4 separate regions of the Homo sapiens genome follow, and regions 1, 3 and 4 are each linked to region 2. A link is a contact called in ENCODE Hi-C or POLR2A ChIA-PET data. All regions are on one chromosome and are shown on one strand. The core of a region is the stretch at or near the end of the contact, and the rest is flanking DNA. Distances in the headings are between cores, read along the strand shown. Region 1 holds the start of FBXO24 (F-box protein 24). Region 2 holds the start of PRKRIP1 (PRKR interacting protein 1). Region 3 holds the start of IFT22 (intraflagellar transport 22). Region 4 holds the start of SRRT (serrate, RNA effector molecule).

The links. Hi-C counts contacts between places; a loop is a spot of excess contacts on that map. ChIA-PET counts read pairs that join two places held with the same protein, here RNA polymerase II (POLR2A). Pooled maps may share reads with other maps.
Region 1: a pooled map shows a loop between it and region 2 (5-fold over the local background). The contact joins the promoter of FBXO24 here to the promoter of PRKRIP1 in region 2. A Hi-C loop is called at or near these places in 1 of 50 pooled maps. POLR2A ChIA-PET finds 5 or more read pairs at or near these places in 2 of 52 experiments (PC-3 and T-cell).
Region 3: a pooled map shows a loop between it and region 2 (20-fold over the local background). The contact joins the promoter of IFT22 here to the promoter of PRKRIP1 in region 2. A Hi-C loop is called at or near these places in 5 of 50 pooled maps. POLR2A ChIA-PET finds 5 or more read pairs at or near these places in 2 of 52 experiments (PC-9 and WTC11).
Region 4: a loop to region 2 is called in a pooled map, with 9 times the contacts of the local background. The contact joins the promoter of SRRT here to the promoter of PRKRIP1 in region 2. A Hi-C loop is called at or near these places in 5 of 50 pooled maps. POLR2A ChIA-PET finds 5 or more read pairs at or near these places in 2 of 52 experiments (PC-3 and endothelial cell of umbilical vein).

Annotation. Positions count from the first base shown.
Region 1 is chr7:100,585,053-100,587,752 of GRCh38, forward strand. It overlaps FBXO24 (F-box protein 24), which reads left to right and starts at 1,276. Exons shown (of 10, transcript NM_033506.3): 1 at 1,276-1,612. The coding sequence starts at 1,574. It overlaps LRCH4 (leucine rich repeats and calponin homology domain containing 4), which reads right to left and starts at 1,077. Exons shown (of 18, transcript NM_002319.5): 1 at 829-1,077. The coding sequence starts at 1,048. RefSeq lists an enhancer at 1-413 and silencers at 555-604, 645-1,074, 1,835-1,954.
Region 2 is chr7:102,394,989-102,397,688 of GRCh38, forward strand. PRKRIP1 (PRKR interacting protein 1) reads left to right here and starts at 1,375. Exons shown (of 6, transcript NM_024653.4): 1 at 1,375-1,549; 2 at 2,632-2,700. The coding sequence starts at 1,424. It overlaps LOC100630923 (LOC100289561-PRKRIP1 readthrough), which reads left to right. Exons shown (of 9, transcript NR_038967.1): 5 at 2,632-2,700. RefSeq lists a silencer at 1,231-1,310 and enhancers at 1,331-1,570, 1,352-1,893.
Region 3 is chr7:101,320,447-101,323,146 of GRCh38, forward strand. It overlaps IFT22 (intraflagellar transport 22), which reads right to left and starts at 1,366. Exons shown (of 5, transcript NM_022777.4): 1 at 1,225-1,366. The coding sequence starts at 1,263. RefSeq lists a silencer at 1,089-1,208.
Region 4 is chr7:100,873,845-100,876,555 of GRCh38, forward strand. It overlaps SRRT (serrate, RNA effector molecule), which reads left to right and starts at 1,259. Exons shown (of 20, transcript NM_015908.6): 1 at 1,259-1,484; 2 at 1,729-1,868. The coding sequence starts at 1,747. RefSeq lists enhancers at 144-808, 809-1,474, 1,051-1,100, 1,311-1,370 and a silencer at 1,511-1,740.

The DNA of each region.
Region 1 (2,700 bases), core at 26-2,525, 1.8 Mb before region 2:
TCCTGCGGGTGGAGGCGTGGAAGGACAGTCTCTAGCTGGCCAGCACTCCCAGCTAGGAGATAAGATTTCCTTCCCTCCAGCAACGGCCTCAAGTCCCTCCCCCGGGGGAAAGCAGAAACTGAAATGGGAATTCTAAGATCCCTATGAGGTCACAGGCTCCACAGTGACCTCACAGGCTTAGGAAGGAGGAGGAGGAATCTCAGATAAGCCGGTTGGGGATAATAGGCGGAAGAGCTCAGGGAGAAAAGAGTGAGGGGAGGTAGAGATTTGTTTCTTTCCCATAGGCTGGAGAGCTGCGTGGACAGTGGAGAGGGCCAGGACCTTAGGGGGCGGGGTTGCGGCACAGAAAGCAGAAACCTCGGGCTTAGGGGCCAGTCACTGGGAAGGGGGTGCCCGGGGCTGCTCGGATCTCGGTGGGACGGGGGTTAAGAGGTGTAGATGAAGAGGGAGAGAAAGCAGTTATTAGAGGAGCTCGTGGGGACTGCTTCATAGACCGATTGGAGCTGAGGTTAAGAGATCATGTAAATAAGCCAACCAGGTGAGGGGCGGGACCATCCTACAGGTGCGCAGATATGCAAATAAAGAGAAAGGAGGAATCTCTCCCAACGCTCGGAGGCGCAGGGCGTTCTGTGCAAACGAGAAGCACGTTCATTGTCTAGGGGGTTCTCAAAGATGGGAGAGGATGGCTGCAGGTTTAGGGCAATCAGGAGGGGCAGCAACCCTGGCCGCCAGGTGAAGGGGCGGGCCCGACTCCCGGGCCGGGCGGGGCCCGGGGTGGGGCTATGCAAATGAGGGACCCGGTTGGGCCCGGGGCCCGGCTGCACTCACCAGCCTGGGTGATGTCTGACAGGTCGTAGCTACGGGCCGCGCCCCGGGGGAAGTGCTTCAAGCGCCGGTTAGACAGGTTCAGGGTCCCGGTGGCCACGGCCTCCTCTAGGGCCCGCTCTGCACTGCGTCTCCCCGGCAGACCTGGAGACCCGGGCACGGAGGTCGTGGCTGCCGCCTCCTCACCCCCGGCGGCGAGTGGAGCCGCTACGGCCGCCGCCATCCGCTCCCGGCGGCTCCCGCTGCCTGACTGACGGGACCGGCCGTCCCTCCTTCCCCCACCCCCTCCTTGGAGCCGCCGTAGTTGCCTCAAGGGGGAGGGAGCGGTGTCCGGGACCGGACGGACCAATCGTGGCCCCGAGACGCGTCAGAAGCGGCCAATCAGAACCCGTCAGTGGGGGTGGAGCTCCGGCGCCGGAGTCTGACGAGAGAAGGGAGGGGAACAAGGATAGAGCGCTCGCCAACGGCCGACGCTCCAGGCCGTCCCGCCCAGCGCAGCTGCACCCAATCACAATGCTCAGATCGGGAGGTGGAGCCAATCAGGTCCAACCAAGAGGAGGGGACACCGGCACTCCACTAGCAGGAAAACGGGCCGAGGGACCGCAAGCAGGGGGTGCCTAGTCCTCGTCCCCCAAAGACCAATCGTAAGCCAGATACAGGCGAGTGACTGTCAAGAAGGCCAATTAGAGCCTCCGAAGGGAATCTGGACCTGCCTCTTCTCTGAGGGACGGCTCTACCTACCAATAGCATGGGCGAGAAGGCGGTCCCTTTGCTAAGGAGGAGGCGGGTGAGCTAGAACTTTAAGACTGAGGTTAAGAATGAACGCGGAGCCCCTGGCCGGCCGGGAACGCAGTTCGCCGCTGCAGTGGCGAGTGCGAGCTGGACGTGTTAGGGGGCTAGCCGGCGTCCAGGGCTTGAGGGGATTCGGGCGACTGCTTGAGGCCAGTGCACTGGCGGTTGTCGCAGCTGAAGGGGCAGCGGGGGGACCTCCGACTGTGAAGCCTCTGGCAGGGGTCTCGGGACCCCCGGGCTGGGGGCGGGCGGGGGGCTTCCCAGAGCCTGGAGATGCCCAGCTCGAGGAGGGAGGGTGTAGGTGCAGCGTTGCACGGTCTGCCGTCTCACCCGAGGAGCTCCCCTGGACAGGAATGGAGAGGGGACCAGACCACGGGGTTTTAGAGGCTTAGAAAGGATCTCACCGCCTAGAACACGCCCTTGGTGCTACGAATGCAGAAACTGAGGCAGAGGGAAGTTGATGCGTTAGCAAGAGCGAACAGCAAGTTCCTGACAGCTGGCTTGCTCTAGAAACCAGGTCTCTGGATCCTCCACGCACAGCCCTTTCCCGCTCCCTCAGTTTTCACAGTGGATGTTTTCACTCCCTTCCTCTCTTCCTCCCTCCCTCCCTCTCCCTTCCGTTCCCTTCCTCTTTTTATTTTTTTATTTTTTGAGATGGAGTCTCGCTCAGTCGCCCAGGCTGGAGTGCAGTGGCGCGATCTCGGCTCACAGCAACCTCCACTGTCCGGGTTCAAGCAATTCTCCTGCCTCAGCCTCCCGAGTAGCTGGGACTACAGGCGCCCGCCACCACACCCGGCTAATTTTTTGTATTTTAGTAGAGACGGGGTTTCACCGTGTTGCCCAGGCTGGTCGCAAACTCAGGAGCTCAGGCAATATGCCCTCCTCGGCCTCCCAAAGTGCTGGCATTACAGGCGTGAGCCACCGCGCCCGGCCTTTTTTTTTTTTTTTTTAAGAAGGTCTGATTCTGTCGCCCAGGCTGGAGTGCAGTGGTGCAGTCATGGCTCACTGCAGCCTTGAATGCCTGGGCTCAAGTGATCCTCCTGCCTCAGCCTCCCAAGTAGCTGGGACCACGGGCGGCACCAC
Region 2 (2,700 bases), core at 125-2,624:
CTCCATCTCTACTAAAAATACAATAATTAGCCAGGCGTGGTGGCGTGCACCTGTATTCCCAGCTACTCAGGAGACTGAAGCAGGAGGATCACTTGAACCTGGGAGGCAGAGGCTGCAGTCAGCCGAGATTGCATCACTGAGCTCTAGCCTGGGGGACAGAGTGAGACTCTGTCTCAAAAAAAAAAAAAAAAAGTTATATCTAATGTGCTCAGAAGTTAACAATAGAGCAAAATTTCATCAAGGCTGTGTGTGAGGGTATTATCTAGTTACAGATTACAGAGGCTTGGCTGGGCATGGTGACTTAACACCTATAATTTCAGCACTTTCGGAGGCCCAGGCAGGAGGATCGCTTGAGCCCAGGAGTTCAAGACCAGCCTGGGCATCACAGCAACACCTTGTCTCTGCAAAAAATAAAAATAAAAAATTAACTGGGTGTGGTGGCATGCGCCTGTAGTCTCAGCTACTCAGGAGGCTGAGGTGGGAGGAGTGCCTGAACCCGGGAGTTCAAGGCAGCAGTGACCTATGATCGAGCCCCTGCACTCCAGCCTGGGCAACCAAGCGAGACCCTGTCTCTAAAAAAAAAAAAAAAGTTATAGAAGCATAATCATTAATCCCGTCAGAGATTATGTACAGGAAGAGGCAGGGGCTAGGATCATTGAACTTGTCTTTTCTAAAAATGCAGTGTTCAGGCAAGAGAGGTGGAAACCTGTGTTCTCTCTCGCTCTTCCCAGCTTATTGTTCAGGGCGTTATTGGAGAGGGCTGCGCTCAGTCACCGAGTCACGGCCTTTGTGAAATCCTGCTCGCAAGCAGAATGAGCAGACATGGTTCCTTAGGTTTATTACTGTGCCTCACACTACGAGACGGTCATTCATTGGCAGAGGTGTATTTGCGGGGGGCCAGGTATAGAGTAATTCAAGGCGGACAAAGGAGGAATGTCCCAGTCTTCAGGAAGCTCAGTGACATGTTTGCGCTGTCTTATGTAAACAGGAGATTGTCAGAAATGGAGGAGGGGGCACCAGATCCAAGGAAGTGCCCGGACAAAGCCGGGAGGCGAGGAGAGCCGACGGGGAGGAGGTGCCGAGAGCATCAGCGGGGCTGCTCGGTGGCACGAAGACGCCCGCGGGGACTGGAGAGGTCGGCTAGGGCCAGGCTACTCAGGCACGGAGGGCCACCTCCCCTTCAGGGACGTGAGCATCTAGCTGCACTGATTTGTTGTTCAGGAACAGGAAATGAAACCCCGCAGCTTTGAACACAATAACCCACGCCAGCCTCAGGCTCATGAATATTCAGCAGGCTGCTTGCGCCTTGCAACCCCGCCTCCGTTCCCCTCTGCGGAGACTGCGTATGCGTCGCCGGCGCGCGGCTGTGTCGTCATACTTGCGCGCCGACGCCGCCGCTCGCTTGTGAAACTGGAAGGCTGCCATGGCTAGCCCAGCCGCCTCCTCGGTGCGACCACCGAGGCCCAAGAAAGAGCCGCAGACGCTCGTCATCCCCAAGAATGCGGCGGAGGAGCAGAAGCTCAAGCTGGAGCGGCTCATGAAGAACCCGGTGAGACGAGGCCCAGGCTCCACGGCCCGTCCGAGGCCCACCCCCTTCCTCTGCAGCGCTTCAGGGTTCCCGCAGGTCCACCTTCCCCGCCTCCAAACTCAGAAACTCAGTATCCGACCCTCCAAGAGCAGTCTTTGGGGAGGAGGAGGAGAAGGAGGCTGTCCCGGAGATAGTGAACTTCCCGTCTGTCCTTGTGTGAGAGCCCAGCTTGAATCAAAGCACGGTGGAGCGGCTTCCCGTGCTCCAAGACCCCTTCTGGTTTAACTTTCTGTGAACAAAAAGCGTTAGACTGAAAAGGTAGAATTTGTGGGTTAGCAAAAGGGTATACTCTAAACAACACTGATCGTTAGAGAGACAGTGGCCGAGACGTTTGGAGCTGGTCACTCCTCTCCCGCTCACACCCCCTCTGGGCCTCGGTCCCCTCAATCATAAAAACAATTGAACGGGAACGTCCTTTATACCTTTAACTAGAAAAGCTTGACTCTTCTTATCTAGTAGTGTTAAAGTTGGCGGTTTCTAGCTGGAAACTATGGCTTAGGTTTTTCAGTTCTGCTCTGGAAAGCGTAGCCCTGGGAAGGTGTGGACTGTGTTATACCCAAGAGTACATAGGATGAAAAAAGCCACGACAGAGGGAAGAACACAAAATCAGCTCTGTGTCCAAGTAGCAAAGCAGTCCTGCTTCATTAGTCAATTAAAATTCTTTGGTCTTAAGAGATGTAACTTGGGCTGGGTGCTGTGGCCCCTGCCTGTAATTTCAGCGCTTTGGGAGGCCAGGCGGGAGGATGGTCCGAGGCCAGGAAGGAGTTCAAGACCAGCCTGGGCAACATAGTGGGTCCCTGTCTTTACAAAAATAAAAAAATTGCCTGGTGTGGTGGTGTACGCCTGAGAGTCCTAACTATTCTGGAGACTGAACCGGGAGGATCACTTGAGCCCAGGAGTTCAAGGCTGCAGTGAGCTCTGATTGCACCACTGCACTCCAGCCTGAGGAACAGAGCAAGAACCTGTCTCTAAAAAAAGAGAGGGAGATATATAATTTTGTCAACAGGTTTATACTTAAATGCTTTCATGTTTAAATGTTGCAGGACAAAGCAGTTCCAATTCCAGAGAAAATGAGTGAATGGGCACCTCGACCTCCCCCAGAATTTGTCCGA
Region 3 (2,700 bases), core at 116-2,615, 1.1 Mb before region 2:
GACGGGGTTTCACCGTGTTAGCCAGGATGGTCTCGATCTCCTGACCTTGTGATATGCCTGCCTCGGCCTCCCAAAGTGCTGGGATTACAGGCGTGAGCCACCGCGCCCGGCCTTTTTTTTTTTTTTTTTTTTTTAAACGCATTTAGCCTTAGTCCATCTGAGCTTTATTTCTGTGGATGATGTGAAGTATACATGTAGATGTGATCCCCACTACCACGCCCCCAACACACACATTAATAGCCAATGGTTCCAGGACCATATAGTAAAACGCCCAGGACTCGAGCAAAGGCTCATGCCTGTAATCCCAGAACTTTGAGAGACTGAGGCGGGAGGACTGTTTGAGCCCAAGAGTTGGAGACCAGCCTAGGTGCTAGGCAACATAGCAAGATCCTGTCTCTACAAATAATTAACAAATTAAGGCCAGGCGCGGTGGCTCATCCCTATAATCCCAGCACTGTGGGAGGCCGAGGCTGGCGGATCACTTGAGGTCAGCAGAGACCAGCCTGGCCAACAAGGTGAAAACACACCTCTACAAAAAATACAAAAATTAGCCAGGGGTAATGGCGTGGGCCTGTAATCTCAGCTACTCAGGAGGCTGAGGCAGGAGAATCGCTTGAACCCGGGAGGCGGAGTTTGCACTGAGCCAAGATCATGCCACTGCACTCCAGCCTGGGTGACAGGGCGAGACTCTGTCTCAAAAAAACAAAACAAAACAAAAACAACAAATTTAGTCGGGCGTGGTGGTGCACGCCTGTAGTCCCAGGTACTCAGGAGGCTGAGGCAGGAGGACTGCTTGAGCCCAGGGAAGTCGAGGCTGCAGTGAGCTATGATCACACCACTGCACTCCAGCCTGGACGACACAGCGACAACCTGTCTCAAACAAAAGTCCAGACCCACAGACGCATTCATTAGGGGGATCCCGGGGGCAAAAGAAAGAGTCACGAAACCTAGGCTATGGTTCCAATGATGCCACTCAGTACCTTGGGCCTTCGGGGCTCATTAACACCGGGCTCGCCTCCACTACCTCCTCCGGGCAGTGGTTGGAATCAAGGTCTGAAAGCACCGAGTTCACGGAAAGGGCAGGGGCGCCAGTCGGGATGGGCGCGGTGGGCCCGGGTTCCCGCCTCCGGGAGCAAGCCGCAGATCAGACGGGTGGGGACCTGCGCTCGCCCAGGCCCCGAGGCCTGCTCCCCGCTCCCTCTGCCGCGCCGGGCCAGGACTTACCTCGCAAGGCCCCACGAAGAGGATCTTGGCTTTCAGCATAGTTGTCCGCCGCGGCTTAGCCGGCCGGAGCCCACGGGAGGCGGCGCGTCAGGACGGAGCTCTACTTGGCCGCTTTCGTTTCCATGGCGACGGAGAGAGGCCCGCAGGGCCGACGGGACTCGGCCACTTCCGGCGCGCGGGGCGGAAAGCGGGCGCGTCTGCGACTGGGAGGGGGTCGGAGAGAAGCCACAAAGCCCGGGCTGCAGACGCGGTTCTGCAGGGTTGGCCTGTATTTCTTTTAGAGACAGGGTCTCACTCTGTCGCCCAGGCTGGAGCGCAGTGGCGCGATCTCGGGTCACTGCAACCTCCAACTTTTGGGCTCAAACGATCTTTCTGCCTCAGCCTCCCGAGTAGCTGGCACTACAGGCATGTGCCATCACGTCCGACTAATTTTTAAAATTTTTTTATTTGTAAGACTGGGTTTTGCTATGTTGCCCAGGCTGTTTTCGAACTCCTGGGCTGAAATGATCCTCCCATCTCCACCTCCCAAAATTCTGGGACTGCAGGCCCGTTCCACCAGTCTCGGTAGAGACGCGGAAAGCAAGACTCCAGGAGGGGGCGGAATGGCCGTTTCCAAACCTTTGTTTCTCCCAATAATCCCGAGAGCTCAGACAGGCCATACAAGTGCCAAGCTGGCCTTGGAACCAGGCCTTGACTCCTTTATCACTGTGGCATGATATCACTGTGGCCGTCCACCTGGGAGCCGATTTATCACTGCCGTGGCACAGCTCAGAAAAAATCAGGTGAAAGTCTGGTTTCTGTAAAAGGATTCACCACTCACTATCATTCGTCTGACCTAGGAGAAACCAAAGAGATGATGACTGGAATCGTTTAGTCAGTGCAGGTGTCTAGAAACATTGCTGCTAAATTCAATCAGTTAGGTCAGTCTGAAAATACAGAGTCAAGTCAGAATTTTGGATAAGCCATGATATTAAATGTCTATGTGCCGAGAGTGCCGGTACAAAATATGCTAGCCCATAAAAGGGCTGAAATGACAAAAATTTCTAGTCAACCCCGTATCAAATCTTTAACCTTCGGTAACATAGTTACATAGTCTTTGTATTGAAAAGAACTACTTGGCTGGCCGCGGTGGCCCAGGCCTGTAATCCCAGCACTTTGGGAGGCCGAGGCAGGTGGATCACTTGAGGTTCTGCACAGTCCCTTCGTCCTGGTAGATTCTAGGCCAGATGGGGAGACCACCCTGCAGAGTGCCGCTTGTCAAGTGTTTTCCCATGCACATTCCCATGCACAGGTTTTTTTTTATTATTATTTTTATTTTTATTTTATTTTATTTATTTTATTTTTTGAGATGGAGTCTAGCTCTGTCGCCCAGGCTGGAGTGCAGTGGTGTGATCTCGGCTCACTGCAAACTCCACCTCCCGGGTTCAAGTGATTCTCCTGCCTCAGCCTCCTGAGTAGCTGGGATTACAGGCACAT
Region 4 (2,711 bases), core at 9-2,508, 1.5 Mb before region 2:
GTGAGGATGTCAGAGCTGAGAGGTGACTCCCCCAGATTGCATGGTTCTTAAATGGTGGAACCTGGGTCTTTTTGACTCAGGTCCAGTTTTTTTTGACAACTCTTGTAATCCGTCACTACCCTCCTCTCAGTGCTGGGAGCAAGCACGCCTCAGGGAGGAGGCAAGATTTCCTCTATGTATCTATTTTGAGACAGGGCCTCACTCTGTTCCCCAGGCTAGAGTGCAGTGGTGCAATCAAGGCTCACTGCAGCCCTGAACTCCTGGGCTCAAACAGTCCTCCTGGCTTAGCCTCCCCAGTAGCTAGGACCACAGGGGCATCCCACCAAGCCCAGTTATTATTTTTTTGTGTGTAGATGGGATCTTGCTATGTTGCCCAGGCTAGTCCTGAACTCTTGGGCTTAAGTCCTCCCTCCTCGACCTTCCCAAGTGCTGGGATCACAGGTGTGAGCCAATGTGCCTGGCCCTAAATATTCTGTAAAGGGGCCTTGCTATGTTGCCCAGGCAGGTCTCCAACTCCTGGGCTCAAGTGATTCTCCCACGTCGGCCTCCCAAAGCGCTGGGATTGCAGGCGTGAGCCATCTCAGCTGGTCTTCCTATTAAGTCTCACACTCAATTCACTGAGAGGGGCCTTGGTGTTACTCCCGGGGGTGGTAATCCATTGAATCTGGGCGGTCCATACTCTGTTTAGGGCGTTAACTTACAGCCTATTTCATCCAAATACTGAGCGGGGTTAAGACTGAGATCTGCCAATTTTACTTAAAGACGGGGCGTCTTTGTCGAGGAAAAGCAGGAACGGCGGACTTTGCATTTAGTGCGCACTGTGGCACCCAATTTTGGCTGGATATTTGGAGCAGAAAATGGTGGGATACGATGCTTTAAAATGGTTGCTTCCACCTTCCATCCCCTAAGCGCCCGCGCTTCCCAAGCCCACGCCCTGCCCGAGGAGGGGACGAAATCACCCCCGGTGAGGTCAGGAGGCCCGTGGGGGGAACATGGCTGGATGAGAACCGTCTTAGGACCCCGACACATCTGGGGTCGCGCGATCCTCGACTTCCGCTCTCCCTTCGCGCCCAGAGGGCTTGTTCGCCTCCCGAGGCCGCGCTTGGCCCAGCCGAGGTCCCGTAGTTCCTAACGCTCGAGCCGTTATCGTCTCGAAAAGCCGCGCGAGACTTGCGAGATCCCCGCCCCTTTCCCATCACGCCCTGCTCTCCCCGCCCTTCGCGCTCGGTTTGTTAGTTCCAGTTCCGGCCGCGAGGGTGGAGCTTTGTGCCTCGGAGGCGTGGGTGACGCAGGCGCAGCGCGGGCTGCGCGCGCTACTGCCCATCCCCGGTTGTCCCACTTTTGTTCGCCTCTCTTCGGCCCTCTACTCAAGAGCTCCGTCTCCGTCTCGCCCTCCTCGAAGTCCTCGTCGCGCGCCCGCGACCCAGGTCGCCCTGAAATCTAGCCCGTCCGAGCGCGAGTCCAACGGCCGCGGCCGCACCAAGGTGGGGGAGGGGAGGAGCCTGGGGGGCCCCGCTGGGGCGGGAGAGGAACCGGGGTCCACGGGGGCGGGCGCGGAGAAACTCGGGGCGAGTGGAGGTGTTGGAGCCGCGTTCTCAGGCCTAGGATGGTGGGGGCCGCGGAGGGCTGGCCTTGGCGGGAGGGAAGCGGGCGAGCTGCCCGCGAGGGACGGTCCCTTCCTCCGCTCGTCCTTTTGCACCACTCCTACCGCCTCTCCCCGGTCCCCAGGCCCCCTCAGACCGTGCCATGGGTGACAGTGATGACGAGTACGATCGAAGGCGCAGGGACAAGTTCAGAAGAGAGCGCAGCGACTACGACCGTTCCCGCGAGAGAGATGAAAGACGTCGAGGGGACGATTGGAATGACAGGTGAGCCGTTTTTAACTTCATCTTGTCCCCGTTTCATGCCGTTTCACTCCACCCGCGTCGCTTTTCTTTCTCCCCCTTGTAATTTTTATGAGGGCGAATCCTATGAAATGGCTCATTGGACCGTTTTCTGTGGTTCAGCCTATTTGCTGTTGGCCAAATAACTAGCTGTGGCTTGGTTTTTGAAATTCTCTGCAGATCAGAGCTATAGAGCTAAGAGTTTGAGTATGAAGAAGCACTGTTTATACATGCACGAAAAGCGTGCTTTTTTGCTTTTTTTTGTTTTGTTATTGAGATGGGGTCTTGTTCTGCTGCCCTGGCTGGAGTGCATTGATGCAGTCGTAGCAGCCTCCACCTCCCGGGCTCAACCGAGCCTCCCGCCTCAGCCTCTTGAGAAGCTGGGACTCCAGGGGGAGGCCATCACGCCCGCCTAACTTTTAAAAATTATTATTGTTATTTCGAGACAGAGTCTTGCCCTGTCGCCCAGGCTGGAGTGCAATGGCGCAATCTTGGCTCACTGCAACCTTCGCCTCTGGGGTTCAAGTAATTCTCCTGCCTCAGCCTCCCGAGTAGCTGGGATTACAGGCACCTGCCACCACGCCCGTCTAATTTTTGTATTTTTAGTAGAGACGGGGTTTCACCATGTTGGCTAGGCTGGTTTGGAACTCTCGACTTTAGGTAATCCACCCAGCTCGACCTCCCAAAGTGCTGGGATTACAGGCATGAGCCAGTGCTTGGTCTAAAATTATTTTTTGTAGAGACAGCGTCTTGCTCTGTTGCCCAGGTTGTAAATTATATTTTAGGAGGATTGCTTCAGAAAAATAATAATATAGAGTTGATCTGACT